Linked DNA regions of Homo sapiens: all the other regions are linked to region 2. Evidence: chromatin contacts called from ENCODE Hi-C or POLR2A ChIA-PET data. All regions are on one chromosome and are shown on one strand. The core of a region is the stretch at or near the end of the contact, and the rest is flanking DNA. Distances in the headings are between cores, read along the strand shown. Region 1 overlaps HDAC4 (histone deacetylase 4). Region 2 overlaps HDAC4 (histone deacetylase 4). Region 3 overlaps HDAC4 (histone deacetylase 4).

Region 1 (3,582 bases), core at 974-3,473, 150 kb before region 2:
TCTTGGGATCCTGAGCCCGGAGGTTGCCCTGAGTAGGAGAGGCCGCGGGAGAAGCAAGTTTGCAGGGGAAGATCAGGAGCCTGCTTTCAAACTTGCTGAGTCTGAGAACGCCCAGCTGGGGATCGACGGCAAGCAGGCTCTAGGATCTGGAAGGCAGGTGAGATCCAGGCGGGAGCAGACATTCGAGCGGCAGAATCAAGATGGTGTTGTGATCTATGATTTGACTGGATGAGGCCAGGATATCACCAAGGGAATGACTCAGTGGAAACAAGGAGTGGGCCGGAGACAAGCCCTGGGGCGCTTGGATGTGATGATGCTGGAGAGATAAGAAAAACCCACCAAGGCACCTGAGGACTGGTGGCCGGGGCGGGGGAAGGTACCAGGAGCATGTGGTGTGGTAAGGAGGTGCTTCCACCAAGTCAACACTGGTGAGAGGCCATGGGCTGAGGCCGGGCATGGAAGCTGGCAACAGGGAGTCACTGGTGACACGAAACCAGGGGCTGGCTGCTGGGAGCCCAGAGAAGCAGGGTCGACGCCCCAGAAACCTGGGCTCCCTGCAGGCCAAAGTGCCCTCCCTCATCTCACCTGAAATCAACAGGGAGGGCACCAAAGACCGTCGCCAACCTCCTCACATCTGGAGTGGGCAAGGGCTCAGGACGGGGCTGGCTCAAGGCGCAGGGAGATCGAGTTCTGCCCACCTGGACTCCATCTCTCTTCTCTGGTCAACAACATGAATGGCGGCAACACTAGGAGACATCCCCGCAGGAAATGCCACACCTCTCTCTAATCTCCAGACAGCAGACACCCCTTCCCCACTAACCAAAACAGAAACAAGACACAAAAACTTCAAAACAAGAAAGTGTGGACTGGCAAAGCTGTCTGCACCAGCGCCTCTGCACCGGGCTCCCTGGAGGACGCGGTCATCAGTTCCGCGCAGGCACTGGGGGTCTGCGAATCTTGGTTCATAAAAAATCACCCTGAATAAATAATGAACGGTGCAACCTCTCTGGAAGGCAATTTGATAATGTGTGTTAAAGTCCCCAAGTAAATATTTATGCCATTGGCTGGACTCATAAAAGTTATGATATATTCATAGAATGCACCCAAATTTATTTTAAAATAATAGGTACTTTTAACACATTAAACCCTAATTTGTTTAAAAAATCAAACATATATACTCTTCAGCATATATATGTACATGTGCTTACATTGTATATAGCTTTTACATTTTAATTAGGGCCATATTATGCATGCTTTTCCCCTAGTAATCACTGTGAGCACTTTCCACATCAATGAATATAAAAACGCACGTGTTTATATATATACACACACACACATAGATATTCACACATACTCACATATGTACATGTATATGTAGTATTTATGCGGAAGATTCCATTCAAGAACAAAAATGAAATGTTCTCACACATCTTCCCAGAGAAAAAAAAAAATAAAAGAAAAAGTCTCCAAAAAACCTTGGCACTAAGAGCTGATGTTCTCATGTTCTGACCTTAAAGACAACTGGCGATGAGGAGGAAGACGATGAGGAGGGCGCCCTACCAGCCCTGATCTTGCCCTCTCAGGACACCTGGGGACACAGGTGCTCACTGTCCACACCTGCTGCGCTGCAGACCACTAACAACCAAAACCTTCTGAAGAAGAGAAGGCTTTGTTTAACTGAGTTTTTAATTTTATGTGATGCTGAATATTTATGGTATGAACATCTGAGCCTTTGCTCTTGAACTGAATGTCCTTCCAGGAACACAGCCTCCTTCTCTGGGTGAAGCTCCACCTGCCAGACCCTCCGCCTTCACTCTGCCCTGCTGCACTCCTTCCTCCTGTGGGCTACTTGGGCCCCTGGGAACAGGACTGACCGGGAAGGGTGTGTGTCCTGCCCCTTCCCTGTGCCGGGATGGGAGTCTGGTGAGAAGGGGGTGCACAGGGGTTCCACCCGCCATACTCGGCATCTTTCTAGGCAAGTCAGAATGTGCACAGGAAGGAAGCTCTGACTAAGCTACCTCGAACTATTCTCAACAATTTCTAAATGACACAGTCCCTGGTTTGTCAGAAGAGAAGTAAGTAGCAAAAGACAGGTGACTGCATTCACGCCACTTTCCCTTCCCCCAGTGTAACCCCAAACCCCGAGCCCCCTTACAGCTCTCCTATAGAAAGGGAGCCTCCTTGGCAGACATTCTCACACCCTGGGCCATGGCAGGCTGCGGGCACTGGGCCTAAGGGTGGGCTCAGGAGGACACACCTCCGCAGGGCTCCAAAGGGGACCCGCTGGTGGCAGAGCCTGAACACAGCACAGGCGGTAGCAGGGTCTCCAGGAGCCGGCAGCATCGCTCCCGGAAGCTCTCCAAAAGCAAGAGGCCCGTCGACTCCCCTTCATGGTGGATAATCAAGCGACCAGATCTTCAAACCCAACTTTCCAAAACCTAGTGGTTAACCTAAAATTCCTCGCATTTTAAATGGAAATGGTAATGAAACTGAAATTTGGGGGAAGAAACTTAATGTATCTGTTTTCTCATTTTTCTCAGTGATAGAATCAGTAACCATTTTAAGGCTAATAACTTGATAAATGTCAGTCTAAATATATTATTTATATGTTATAAAGAGAATCACCAAAACTCAAAATAACACTGCAAGTAACAAAATCAGAAGGTTGGAGAAAAGAGACGGCAGAAAGTGTCTGTGCCGACGGGCTACTCTCTCACATCGTCTGAAGGTGCTGGAACAGGAAAGCACAGTTTAGGGAAAGCGTATGAGCTCATAAGAGTTCACACAATAAGAACTAAAAAGAGAGCACGGCCTTCCAAATCACCAGAAGGAAAAGAAACCACACACACCAGACCAAATAAAAGGTAAGAAAGCCCATATCCAAGAAGTCAAATAGGAAACAAAACAAGAAGCATTCACAACAGAAAACAGGGTCGGGCACAACAGCTCACGCCTGTAATCACGGTGCTTTGGGAGGCTAAGGCGGGAGGGGGATCGTTTGAGGCCAGAAGTTTGAGACCAACCTGGCCAACATCATAAGACCCCATCTTTCCAAAAAATTAAAAAGTCAGCCAGCAGTGGTGACACGTGCCTGTGGTTCCAGCTACTCGGAAGGCTGAGGCAGGAGCACTGCTTGAGCCTGGGAGGTAGAGGCTGCAGTGAGCCATGATCATGCCACTGTACTCCAGCCTGGGCGACAGAGTGAGGCCCCAGCTCAAAAAACAAAAACAGATAAACAGAATATAAAATTGGATGAAAATTTTAGGAGAAATATGTCCATTTTATCAACATTCATAAATAACACAGAGTCACATGAAAATTACCAGATTGGATAAAAAACAGGACTGAACAATCATTATATTAAAAACAAATCCATACTGGTACCAAAACAGAGATATAGATCAATGGAACAGAACAGAGCCCTCAGAAATAACACCGCATATCTACAACTATCTGATCTTTGACAAACCTGAGAAAAACAAGCAATGGGGAAAGGATTCCCTATTTAATAAATGGTGCTGGGAAAACTGGCTAGCCATATGTAGAAAGCTGAAACTGGATCCCTTCCTTACATCTTATATA
Region 2 (3,591 bases), core at 316-2,815:
GTCAAAACTGTTTGGCGAACAAAATTATTAAAAATACTATATGAAATTACCTTCACATTATATGTATAAGGTGAACATGAAAAATAAATTTCATGTTTAGGCTGGGTGTGGTGGCTCACACTAATCTCAGCACTTTGGGAGGCTGAGGCCGGTGGATCACCTGAGGTAAGCCTGGCCAACATGGTGAAACCCCATCTCTACTAAAAATACAAAAACTAGCCAGTCATAGTGGTGTATGTCTGTAATTCCAGCTACTCGGGAGGGAGGCTGAGGCAGTAGAATCGCTTAAACCTGGGAGGCGGAGGTGGCAGTGAGCCGAGACCACACCACTGCACTCCAGCCTGGGCGACAGAGTAAGACTCCGTCTCAAAATAAATAAATAAATAAATAAATAAATTTCATGTTTAGACTCAGGTCCCATCCCCAAGATATCTCATTATGTATACGCAAATACTTCAAAATCCAAAAACTCTGAGAGCCTGAACACTTCTGGTCCCAAGCACGTCAGAACGACAGTCAGCCTGTGCATCTCAATCATTGAAGCTAAAGCTCTTTGGAGTCCATGCTAATTTGCAGGAGTGTGAAGGGCTCCGGAGTTTGAGAACCGTGGCTCTGCAGGTGTGTTCCAACCCTCTTCCTTCGGAGACACAGGAGGGCCCTGAATGTCAGATGTGAGGGATGTGGGGCCCGCAGAGACACAGGAACTTGGCTGTGAGGAATTCAGGGACTAGCAAAGGGGGCGATGAGAAGACCCTGAAATGCACCGTCCAAAGCACAGTACCATCTTGCGTGGCTGGCGCTGCTGCATTTCACCTTTCTTCACGTGGAGGGGGTCTCATCAAGGCAGCAGAACAGCTTCTTGAAACAAACTCAAGATTGACAGGGTGCCAAGCAAGAAAAACTGGAAACTGACGTGTCCCAGCCGCCCACCCACTTCCTTCTCCATTGGGGGATAACAGGGGGGTACAAGTGAAGGGCCTCCGTCCTGAGGAGAGGGGCACAGGCTGTTTCCTCCAGACACAGACACTCCTCAGTGGTCAGGACCGTCCTCTCCATGCCTGTCTCAAGCTGCAGGTGCCTCTCCTGCCCAGGTGAGGTGGGAGACCTGGGCAGGCAGCCCTCCCTGTTCTGCAGGTGAGGTGCTTATCACTGCTGGAGTGGACCCTCCTAAGTGTTGCGTTCTTTCGGACCAAAGCAGTAAATAAAGGTGCTTTGATTCCAGGTGATAGCCCAAGTTCCTCCCCAACTCTACTCAAAACTATCGATGTCGGCATCGACAGCTGAGGCTGCCCTGCAGATGGGAACCCGCAGACAATCCTGGTACCTGCTGCTGTGATTATTCACAGCCGTCAGAGAGCCCTCACCTGGGGGGAGGTGAATGCCAACCCCACGGGTGACACACCACTCCCCTGGTGACCCCAGGGAAGCTGCAGGAAGGTGACAAAGGACCTGCACACACAGGCAGTGGACAGGCTCGCCGGCAGGGAGGAATCCTCTCTGTTTGACAAGACACAGACAGGCCCTCTCTGGTGACAGTCTCCAAGAAAGGAGGGAAGGCTTGGACAGATGCCAACAAGCGGGAAGGAAGACAGCAGCACGGCCCATTCCCCGACGGTCCCCTTTCATCTTTCCAGGTCTGAACTGCCCACAGTTCTGAGTTTTGGGTCCCAATAAATGGACGTCTGGACCAAGAGCATGTCTACGGTTGGAGCTCACACCTGCTGGTGGCAGCAAGCCGACTGCCCGGCGGGGGGTGGGCAGCCCGGGAGCCACAGGGCTCCCCAGAGACAGCCGCTTGGGCTGCAATGTCTCCAAGCTACAGTCCCGCTAACCCGGTTGGTTTCCCAAGCATGTGAGCGAAACTCAGAGGTTCGTTAAACTCCTACTTTCTAAGTTTATTTATTGTTGCAATTGTTTACAAAAAGCATTTTTATTTTAATGTAAAAAGCAAAGCTATTTCTATTTTAAAATAAATTAAAACTGCTGCAGATAATCAAGAGACGGGTCAAGCCCTGCTCTCATTTCCGCGTACACGGTGTAGCTGGGCATGAAGTACTTATAAACTCATGAAGTCAAGAAGTGTTCAACACAGCGCCTCGGAAGCCAGGTTGCTGGATGACACGGCCCATGACGTCTCAGCAGGCCTGGGCCACCTTCTCTCAAGCAGAACACACAGAATCGTAGCCACCTTTCATAGAAAACAACGGAAATGAAGAGCTTAAAGGAGCTGAGGACAGTGCAGGGTGCATGAAAGGAAGTGGCACAGATGCCTGAAGGCTTGTACTGAAAGTGGCGTCATGCCCTGATGGGAACTTCCCATTCCTCCCTGGTGGGCGGAGAGAATCATAGGACCGCCACATCCTGTCATCTCCACTTTTCTTTCTCTTAAAGAACAGATGATTGCAGCGTGGCTGGCGACACACTTCATGAGGCAGAGAAAAGCACGCCCAGATGCACGGGGCCCTGTACAGGACGGCAGGCCGTCTGCCCTGTGTCCCCGGGACTGGCAGGTCAGTGAGGGTAGCATCCCGACTTTTCCCAAGGGGCTCTGCGGGGTCAAAACAGAGTTTAAAAATGCAAAGACAACCATGCAACCCTTAGCCATGGGCCACCAACAACCGTCAGAGAGTGGTGCTAGAGGTCCAAAATGCTGCGCTGAGGGAGGCACCCCACAGCTCTGAAATGTTCCAACTCCCTCGATCCCACTGAAAGACATGGCTCGGGGCTCTCCTGTTAAAGGGTAGAGTAAAAGCAGGTATGGTTCTCGCAGGCAGGAGACAGGTGCCACACCAATCAAGATGCAGTTTTAAAGACTGCTACTTAGCAGACTTGTAAAACTGGATTTGCCCAGAGACAGACCAAACCCAGTCAGCACGGGCACTCTGGACTCCCTGCAGCGCCCCCCTGAATCCAGGCCTCCCTGCTCCCTGCCTTGCCAGCCCTGGGGCCTGTGAAGCATGTCTGGTGTTTTTCAGGAGGTCATGCACTGTATGGTTAACGGCAACAGATAGTGCAGAGCTGATCCTGCACAGCGGCCTCCGGGAGAGCAGGACTCTTGTGCTGGCCAGGCACCTGGTGGAAAGGCTGGTGCACCTGCAGCCCTGCGGCGCCTGGAGGAGCCGAGCAGAGGAGCTGGTTGAGCACCCACTGGACTTGGGCTTGAAAACCTGTCTTCACAGCTCATCCCCGCATCATGCTGGGTCTTTTCAAAATGATGATGATTACTTTAAGAACGTTCCTGGGATGAATTACAGACAGCTAAATGAGTCATAAAGGTGAAGGACCAACATGCCCCTCATCTCCTAGTTGGATAGTCGATGACAGCTGCCATCTAGGGCAATTGCTCTAACCCTCTGCCCTTTGGAGCCACTGATGTGCAGCTGCTGTCCACACCACAGGGCTTCCCACAGCCTGTCGCCCCCAGAGTCAGTCACTCCTCAGCTCCTGGCAGCCACAGGGCAGGCCCCAGCTGGGACAGGGAATCACCCAGGACAGAGTCCACCTTTGTCCAGGCAGGAACCCTGCGCCTCAGGCCACCTTGTCTGTGCAGACACCTGTTCTGGCCTGCACCACGGCCCCGTCCACTCAGGC
Region 3 (3,178 bases), core at 623-3,122, 230 kb before region 2:
TAGTGACTGAGAAAAAGCAGAGTATCCACCTGGCTCTCTTTCTGCCAAGAACCGCGACTGCCTCCACCGCTCCATATGGGACCACCCTGCCTAATACCTGTCTTCTGGAAATCGGCTCCACTCCTCCGTGTGGGACCACCCCGCCTAGAACTCCTAATACCTGTCTTCTGAAAATCAGCTCCACTCAGAGCAGCCTCCCCATCGTGGCAGCTCCCTGGTACCAGTGCCGGCCAGGAGATGCACAACCCTCTGCCTCTCTGCCCCAGCCCCACTCACCCGCCAAGTCCCAGTGCAAATGCCACCTTCTGCAGAGCTCTGCTGGCTTAGAGTGGCTTGTGCTGATCTCCCAACTCCTAGGTGCCTCGGCACGGGCTCCCTTTATGCCACAGCTCAGCACTGATCACGCCCTGCCACGCATGGCTCCTGGGTGAGCTCAGCACTGATCACGCCCTGCCACGCATGGCTCCTGGGTGAGCTCGGCACTGATCATGCCCTGTCACACATGACTCCTGGGTGAGCTTAGCACTGATCAAGCCCTGTCACACATGGCTCCTGGGTGAGCTCAGCATTGATCACGCCCTGTCACACATGACTCCTGGGTGAGCTCAGCACTGATCATGCCCTGTCACACATGACTCCTGGGTGAGCTCAGCACTGATCACGCCCTGCCGCATGGCTCCTGGGTGAGCTCAGCAATGATCGTGCCCTGTCACACATGACTCCTGGGTGAGCTCAGCACTGATCACGCCCTGTGACGCATGGCTCCTGGGTGAGCTCAGCACTGATCAGGCCCTGTCACACATGACTCCTGGGTGAGCTCAGCACTGATCACGCCCTGTCACGCATGGCTCCTGGATGGTCTCACGTGTGATGTGCTGCTTGCTCAAATTACATCACAAGCTCCTTCCAGGGAAGGACTCTGTCTCACTATTTTTGCGCCCAGCCCAGTGCTGACTCAAAAACAGCACTCAGTAGTCACTGGGTGACAACAGGAACACCAGCTTTAACACTCAGAAGAAGCTTGCTGAAGACTCCGTCTCACCCACTGCACACTTTAAAAAAAAAACAACAAAAAAACGCAAAGGTTCACGTGTCCATTAGAGCTGGCCAAGCAAGGCACTGCTCATAGGAAAAAAGGCTGCATTGGAGTTTGAAAGCTTTTAACTCACATGATTCCTCGTTTCAACTGAATCTTCCCCAGTCAGCTAGACTTAGTGAAACTTTAGATCATAACATTTCTTGATGGCTGTAGAAAAGGTCTGTGTGTACTATAATGGCCAGAGGAAAGAAACCTACATCAGAAATGACACATATGGAGTTCCCCTGGGCATGAAGATGTCAGATACTTTTTAATAGAAATCCACAAATATTCAGACCCAGACCCTTACACCGTGGTTAGGAACTCCTCAAGTAGAGAGGGGACAGGGCACGAGAAACAGGCAGGGCCCTGTATTTAGCGGGTAGGTCTGGCTCTCACCTCACTGCTGAAGCAGAGTCCCTGTGTGATGCCAATGCTCGCACACACGGGGCATGGCACCAGGAGCCCCTCCCCGGCTTCCCTAGGTCAACAGCCTGCTCAGTGGAACTGTGCCTTTCACAGACCACCTACCATGAGCCTTGGCCTTCAAGTTGAACACTTTCTGTTGTGCAAACATGTCCGCTGCCTCCCCTCTATCCAGGCCATGCCCAAGCAGCTCCTTTATCCTGGTGCTGTGATTTCAGGAGTGGTGGGGTGAGGGGTGTACCCTGGTGGTGGTTGGGAATGGGTGGTCCTCTGGATGGGGATGTACCCTCAAGAGGGGCGGGTGAGCCTTCAGGATGGGGGTCTGCTCGGTCTTGTCCTTCTGCGTGTCCACCACTAGATGGGGCCAACCGTGACACGTCACTAGGGCCAAGCTGAAGCAACTTCACTCCTTGCTTCCCTCCCTGCTCAGTTGATGGGTGCTCTGGCGTGGGAAGACGTTAAAATGCCCCGGTGGTTCAGACACTGCTCAGGGGCAGCGGAACAGGGCAGAGCATGCGATTCACCACTACTAGGGTGGGACTGGTTAAGACCCACCTTCAGAGGAGCCTCAACTCAAGCTCCTGACTGCATCTCCCGCAGTGCCAAGCTGGGGCACCCTTGTGCACCTCAGCCCACCTAGAACCAGCTCTGAGTCACTAATGCCAGGAGCAGGGCCCGGCTTAGACATGCCGGAGTCATCAAACCTGGTCCCCTGGGCCTGGCACTTCCAGCGCCATGGGAACAGGACCACACTGGGGGTTGACAGCGTGAGGCAGACACGTGGGTTTTCAGAAGCTCCTGAGAGAAATCGCCTATGGCAGGAAGGCCTGGCAGAGAGGGCAGCGGGGCGGGTGTACCTGCTCAGCCGACATACCTGTGACATCCAACGGACGCTTTTTTAGAGCAGTGACCACTGGCCCGTCTTTCCTGCGTAACAGGGGGCTGCTCCGTCTTTCGGCCACTTTCTGCTTTAGCCTGGACCGTAATTTCAGATTCGGTTCAGAAGCTGCACAAAAAGGAGATGTCATTACAGCCAGGCAGACACCACTGGCTCAAGGTTATCCTGTTGGTGGTTTTTTAAAAATACGCACTCTGGTGAGTAAATATTTGCTCAACACTGCTGTGTTGCTGCAGGGGAGAGCGCAGGGAGCTCACGAAGCAGGGGATTCTAAATCCCATTCATCAGTCCCAAATAATGAATAAAACGAATCTGGTGCTTTGGATAAATTTCTGTGGCCACAGCATTATGCAAGCGCTGGCACTGTCTTCACAGAATCAGGCCACCACTGTTTACCAGGAGATGGAAACAGGACTGACAAGCTGATTTACTGGGCGTGGCAGGAGGCTGCTGAGGTGTGAAGTCACTTAATGGCGATGTCTCGTAACTAATGCTCTTCTAGATAATACACCCCTATCTTCATAGCTGTGTTGCTCTAAAATCAGAGAAAGACTGACAGGGATGTGAGGCTGGGCCCAGGGATGTGAGGATGGTGTCCACGTTGCACACTTTCTTGCTCGCCCATGCATCGCCCCAGCTGTGTCAGTCAGTGAGGCCTCCAGAGCGTGAGGCTGCTATCCCCACCCCGACCTGGGGAGGCTCAGCAGAGCCCATCCCAACATCTGCGCCGGCTTCACCTTTCATCTGACCACAGGGTGAAGGTACTGGGCGTGGGT

What was found. A loop is a pair of places that touch in the nucleus more often than their neighbours do. ChIA-PET counts read pairs that join two places held with the same protein, here RNA polymerase II (POLR2A). Pooled maps may share reads with other maps.
Region 1: a pooled map shows a loop between it and region 2 (5-fold over the local background). The contact joins two enhancer-like sites. A Hi-C loop is called at or near these places in 1 of 168 maps with a recorded cell type or tissue (endothelial cell of hepatic sinusoid) and 6 of 50 pooled maps. POLR2A ChIA-PET finds 5 or more read pairs at or near these places in 1 of 52 experiments (activated CD4-positive, alpha-beta T cell).
Region 3: a pooled map shows a loop between it and region 2 (4-fold over the local background). The contact joins two enhancer-like sites. A Hi-C loop is called at or near these places in 2 of 168 maps with a recorded cell type or tissue (endothelial cell of hepatic sinusoid and natural killer cell) and 4 of 50 pooled maps.

What each region holds. Positions count from the first base shown.
Region 1 is chr2:239,214,876-239,218,457 of GRCh38, forward strand. The region is part of intron 3 of HDAC4 (histone deacetylase 4); the gene reads right to left. Among named protein-coding and RNA genes, the nearest start is that of HDAC4-AS2, 23 kb to the left of the region's middle. RefSeq lists enhancers at 1-231, 232-930. Within about 2 kb of position 2,224, at least 4 of the 41 ENCODE cell types and tissues checked have a DNase peak (open chromatin) inside an H3K27ac peak, as active enhancers do.
Region 2 is chr2:239,367,610-239,371,200 of GRCh38, forward strand. The region is part of intron 1 of HDAC4 (histone deacetylase 4); the gene reads right to left. Among named protein-coding and RNA genes, the nearest start is that of MIR2467, 18 kb to the left of the region's middle. RefSeq lists enhancers at 1,990-2,309, 2,330-2,489. Within about 2 kb of position 1,566, at least 12 of the 41 ENCODE cell types and tissues checked have a DNase peak (open chromatin) inside an H3K27ac peak, as active enhancers do.
Region 3 is chr2:239,142,205-239,145,382 of GRCh38, forward strand. HDAC4 (histone deacetylase 4) reads right to left here. Exons shown (of 27, transcript NM_001378414.1): 8 at 2,379-2,510. Among named protein-coding and RNA genes, the nearest start is that of HDAC4-AS2, 50 kb to the right of the region's middle. Within about 2 kb of position 1,873, at least 2 of the 41 ENCODE cell types and tissues checked have a DNase peak (open chromatin) inside an H3K27ac peak, as active enhancers do.